Linked DNA regions of Mus musculus: region 2 is linked to region 1. The links are chromatin loops, found by intact Hi-C in ENCODE. Cell type or tissue: left cerebral cortex. All regions are shown on one strand. Links, peaks and the distances in the headings refer to the core of each region. The heading gives the core; the rest is flanking DNA. Region 1 has its middle 82 kb from the start of Tmem182. Region 2 has its middle 190 kb from the start of Tmem182.

Evidence for each region. A loop is a pair of places that touch in the nucleus more often than their neighbours do. Peaks named below come from ENCODE experiments on the same cell type or tissue, not always from the same donor. Only the 100,000 strongest peaks of a DNase experiment are listed, where the experiment ranks them.
Region 2: it touches region 1 in a loop (2.2-fold over the local background); 7 of 42 quality-filtered maps call a loop at or near these places.

What each region holds. Positions count from the first base shown.
Region 1 is chr1:40,886,087-40,889,008 of GRCm38, reverse strand. No RefSeq gene overlaps it. Among named protein-coding and RNA genes, the nearest start is that of Tmem182, 82 kb to the right of the region's middle. In left cerebral cortex, for the core only: a CTCF peak has its summit at 1,206 (motif pointing left); a DNase peak (open chromatin) is centred at 1,144.
Region 2 is chr1:40,990,265-40,993,186 of GRCm38, reverse strand. No RefSeq gene overlaps it. Among named protein-coding and RNA genes, the nearest start is that of Tmem182, 190 kb to the right of the region's middle. In left cerebral cortex, for the core only: no CTCF peak of the experiment used is centred there; a DNase peak (open chromatin) is centred at 1,465.

The DNA of each region.
Region 1 (2,922 bases), core at 210-2,709:
TATAAGTCACCAGCAAAGGGACCTTGTCAGGGAAGACACTGTAAGGAACAACACCATCCGGTTAGGAAGTCGTCCAGAGGGCTCAGAGCTTTGAAAGTGGAGTTTGAACTTCATTCAAATGACAGTTACTTTCCTGGGCTGAAGGTTTAATTTTCAATTACAAGAGGGAGAATATGGGCCAAGTGCGCCAGTAGTTCTTACATAATTTAGCTAACAAATACATCGAAGATACCAAGTTTGGAGCTTATGGATTAGTGCCCCTCCCCACCGCATACAAACACCTCTGCTGTGCTCCGTGCTTCCCATGCAGTCTCTCTGGCCTCTAGTGCAGTCTACAGCCTGGGCTTTAAAAAGATCTGAAAGTCACATGTTCCTGGGTGGGAGGACCCAGCTGACCTGATCAGTTTTTTGCTGGCACATTCTAACACCCAAAAGACAGGAACCCTGACCGGGTCATTCAGTCTTTGACACAAGGCCTAGTGCTTATTGTGTGCCTTCTACTGGCAGATAAACCTAAGTAAGATTTGGTGACTTGGTGCCAGAGCCCCCACCAGATCTGTACGCACTTCCTGTACAATGTAGGTACCTGCAGCAGGTTTTCCTTCCTTTACAGCCATTTTGGGAACATGAAGCCAACTGGTCCAGGCATCGTCTAATATTCACAAAAACTTTTTTAAAAAATCAAATCAAATAAAGAACGTACGCTGTTTTGTGCCTTAGAAGTATTTTAAAAGACAAGGTCATAGTTCATGTTTAGTGGGGACAAGCAGGGCAGCGACGAGCATGTGTGTGTTGCTGTCCTTATGAAGTTCTGTACGATTGTCTGCTGCCTGAACGAAACCTTAGTGATCGTTTCGATACAAACTGAAAACCCCAAGTCTTATATAAAAACAAAACAAAACAATAACAAGAAAGTCAGCTCTCTGGTATTTTTAAACCAATTAGTCAGAAAGGTGGGAGGCGAATTTCACAGGGGAAGTGAACTAGGAGCCGCGCACACTACTCGTTCATCTTCTATGCCCACGTGAATAGAGCAAAGCCTTGGAGAAGGACCCTGCGCAGCCCGATCCACAGGCTGGCTGGAAGCCCGTTCTTTTGCATGTGTGGTACCTCTAAGTTTGGCAGGCTGAGCGCTTCATGGGAAAGAAAGGCAAGGTCGTTCCTAACACAGACTCCAGAGAAGAAGATGTGCCCAGCACCGCCACCAGGTGGTCATTCCTGGAAGAGATTTCCCAAGTACAAAGCAGAAACCTGCGAGGTTACCTGACTAAGAATCAGCTCCCTGGCCTGCTTTAAAGCATTCTAGAAGGGGTGGGGTAAAGAGGTGAAAAGAGACTGGGATGCCGATCCTCTAACAACCAGACATTCTCTAAATATATTTCCACCTGGATAGTGGACATCTTCTGGGTCACTCATATCTCGACACACACAGAGTCATGTGTGCACCATATTGGCTGCTGGTGACCGTGTTGCCCTTTGTGTGTCCATCAAGTATCAAGTCATAAAAAAGAAAATTGGTTTTGGAAGAATAGTAATCCAGTCAACAGAGCTATCCACAACTCCACTTTAAAAGCCTAATAATATTAAGATTCTATTTTGTCTTCTCTGATTAGGGGCTTTTCCTTGGACAGTAAGAAAATCAACACAGGTAGCATTGTTCTGTGTGTGTATATATACACATATACATGTATGTATATGTGTATACATATGAGATATATGTATGTGATATATATATATATGTATGTATGTATGTATGTATGTATATTATTGTAAATGTAAAAAGCAAAAGGGTTCCTTTTATGGTGTGATCTTACATGCATCATATTTTACCCCTTCTGCCAATAATCTATATCATTGCCCCAAATAGGCCCTTCTCAGGTCTAATCATTTACAGTTATAGACAAATAGACACAAACATAGATGCTACACGAATATTTAATCTTCACATGTACAAGAGAAAAAAGCATGCAATCTCTCTTTTTTTAATAGAAACATCTGTTTGATGAGCTGGGCTACACACATGCTCTTCTTCCCCAACGCAAACTGACCTTCCCACAGGCCAAACCACAGGTTCCCCAAAGCGTGGCTGGCCTCTCTTCACCTCTGCACAAGGTGCCATTTCTCCCAAACTACACAGAAAATGAGATGGTACTTTGTCCCATCCTTACAAAGTACCCCATCCTTTCTTTACTTAAATATATATATATATATATATATATATATATATATATTAAATCATGTGTGTGAATGCATGTCAGTGTGGGGTTGTGTGCGAGTAAGTGCAGGTCCCTGGGAGTCCAGAAGGGGACATCAGACACTTGCTGGAGTTACAGGCAGTTGTGAGATGTCTCACACGGATACTGGAAGAAGGACTCTTCAAGGACAGTGAGCATTCTGGTTGGTTGAGCAGGGCAGAGAGAACACTGATTGCCTGAGCAGGGCAGATGAACTGATTGGCTGAGCAGAGCAGAGAGAACTCTGATTGGCTGAGTCACCTATCTACTTGCACACACTTCCTGAAATGTGGTGGTCTCACTAATATCTTTGTTTTTAAGTTATAAGCATAGACAGCCTTTTGTAAAACCCTAAGACACATTTGCAAGGCTGGACAGACTTTGACTCCATTCCCAAGCAAATGTAAAACTCTTCATTCTGCCTACACTGATTTTATTTTTGGTTAATACCCTCTTTCAGAAAGATAGAAAACAGACATGTGAGTGAGAAGTCTCTTTCCCTTTAAAAAAAAAAAATCACTCCCAATAAATGGAAACGTAAGGGTTCTTTGGAAAGTCAGTTGTGTTGTGTGGTGTTTTGCTGGTGCAAACACATGAAGGAGTGTTTTCCTGAAGTGGACACAGGAGAAAGGCTAAGGCAGACTCCTGAAGGAACTTTTCACTGAAGCAGACACAGATGAAAGGATGT
Region 2 (2,922 bases), core at 287-2,786, 100 kb before region 1:
ACATTTGAGGCACACTGGGTTGAAAAGTAGCTCTGGGTTTGATGTATCATCTGCCGTAGAACAGAGCTCATGTGGCTTCGATGCTGGTGCCTGGTGTGCTTTGTCTGGTCTTACATCTGCCCACGATTTTAATAATTCACTTCATTCTGAGTTTGAGGTACATGTGTTCATCAAGGTTTCCTTTTGTTCAGAAGGTCGTTGTGTGACCCAAATCACAGGTCTGTCCTTTTACTAGGTCCTTCTGGCTCTGCAAATGGTATGTTCTGTTTTTATTTATGTGAATTAGCTTGTTATTCGCCCCCCGCCTCCGCCCCGGGATACCAAGAGAGGTAAATCATTTTGTCTTAAAATTTTTAATTTCTCAGTATTCCACTTGTACTGGGAAGATGTTTTTCAGACCATTACTTAGGCATGAACATTTTACTTTAAGTCATCTAGAATCCAATTGCTTTGGGCTATTAATCCTATTTAGTTTAAAGGCATGTTTAATTATCCATTTCCTTTATTTCTCACCCAAGTCCTCCAGTCCTCTGATTTTATCTCTCAGCATCGTGCCCTGGATTAGCTCCTGCATCTTCACTATTTGAAAGAACCCAAAGGGACTTACTACAGGATCCCTCTCAAACAAAGTTCAGCTTGCTTTGGATATTCCATTGATTAAATGTACGCTATCTATGAGAATAAGAAAGCTAACAAGGTTTGAGAGAATTCTCCTTTCCGGTTGCTCCATTCTCTACCATCACTATTTTGTTCATCTTCTTTTTGGAAGCAGGGTTTCTTCTTGGTTCTCCTGAGATGAGCATGATCTCTGCCTCACATTGGTTACTATCCCCGTGTTGCTTGTTGCTCTTTCCATGCATTGCTCAATCCTCAACTTTCATGTACCCCAATATAGCAGCTTCACAAATGCATTCTTATATTTGGGGGTGGCTTTTTGTTGGTGGTGGTGGTGTGACTTGGTTCTTGAGCAGGAACTCACATATGGCCACATTATTTTTGAATATCCAAATATTGAGTATGGCTTCCCTCCAAGACAGCTTCCCCAGAGAGAGTCTCACCGAAGAGGGAAATCAAATTATGGACACCATCACAACCCTCTTCCTCATTCAATGCAAATCAAATCTGAAATATGTATTTAGAACTATCCACCTTGTGGTGTTTTCTCCTTTTGGATCCAGGCAGACAGAAAAGCCTCATCCTGGAAGTAAGGCCCACCTGTAAGCATTTTAAATCTTGGTAGATTTTTACAGTGTTTCCCATCTCTTCCCTGTTCTCGAAGCTCGAGCAGCAGGTGAGGTTCATTTAAGAAAATCAAAAAGTACAAAGTTCTCAGAGTGGAATAATTGGCAAATTTGTAATGACCAAAGTAGTAATATGAATGTGTATTAAAAGTTAAGTGTTGTGTTAGAGAGTGTAACTGCCATGTGACACACAGAAACCATGGATACACAGGAACACCGGGCAAGGGAGAATCATCCTCCCACAATACCACTGCTGCGAGGGTTGAGAAACTCCGCTCTAAGCTCATCTCCAGCGTGAGCTCACAGTCTTTCATTGGTGAGTTGATGACTTCTGATAGCTTTCATTTAATCCACCTGCAGCTTAGTTGCCTCCTGTTTTAGTTTTATTTAGATCATCGATAGCCTACAGTCTGAGTTTTTTATGAGTCCCTCATACTTGTATAGGCAAGAAATAAATTGAGGGTCATTCACTCTCAGCAAACCTTGGGGAAGACATACCTCAGCAAGGATGTAGAAAACATGAAATGTTCCACGTGTATTCAGAATCTTTACCATTTGTCGTGATGTTAGAGCTCTACTAACAATAGCAGAAATACCAAGTAACATCTTAGAAGCAACATGGAGAAATGAGGTAATATTTTCAGACTCTGCTGTGACAGAATCTCCTTCAAATGGAATTCCTAGGGCTGCAGCTATGGCTCAGTTGGTAGAGTGTCAGCCATGCCTACACAAAACTGGGTTTGATTTTTAGCACCAAACACAGCCTAGAGAAGAGGCACACATCTATAATCCTAGAACTCAGCCACTCATCTTTGGTGGGATAGTGAGTCTTCGGCCAGCTTGTGGCCCGTGAAATGTTGTCATCACCAAACACCAACAAGGAACTCTGAACTCCTATGGCCCACTCCAGAAAGTTTCTTCTGTCCTCCAACAGCCCCTGTGTGAAAATGTTGGTATGTGGCACTATCCTTGATAGCATCTTAGCATTCCTTCTAGGCTCTGCCCAACAGTTACCTAGCAACACCCAGGTAGGCCTGGCTTGCTATAAAAGGGACTGTTTGGCCTCTTTTCCCCTCCTGCCATCCTTCCCTTCCTCCTTCCCTCCCTCTCCCCCTTCTTCTCCCCCTTCTCCTCCCTCTCCCCCTGTTTCTGCCTCTCTACTGTTTCTGCCCCCACTCCCTTGTCAACTCCCCTTTCCATGCCTCCAAATAAACTCTATTTTACACTGGACTGGTCCTATGGCTGGTACCTCAGGGCAAGGAGGACACCTCAGCATGGACCTGCTGAACACTTTAGTCATTTGTAGTCATACCAGGTACCCTCAAAGGGAATGTTGAGCCTCTGGTATATGCTCATCTTCTCTTGTTTCTTCCATGATGTGATCAGCCTTCTGCCATAAGCCTTTACCATGATTCTCCACCTCATCCAGAAGCCATAGGACTGATGTCCCATAGGACAGAACCCATAATACTGAGAGCCAAAATCATCTTTTTCTCTTTTTAAGCTGATTCACCCTAGGAATTTTTTTTAATAAAAGCAAAAAGCTGTCTAGGTATGTAATCCAGGAAGGAAGAGTAGGGAGGAAAGTATAGAAAACAAACAAATACTTTTGCATTCCTTTTCTCTCTTATTGTGTTTCTCAATACTGCTTATCAATATACTTTAGCTATCTTCATATATA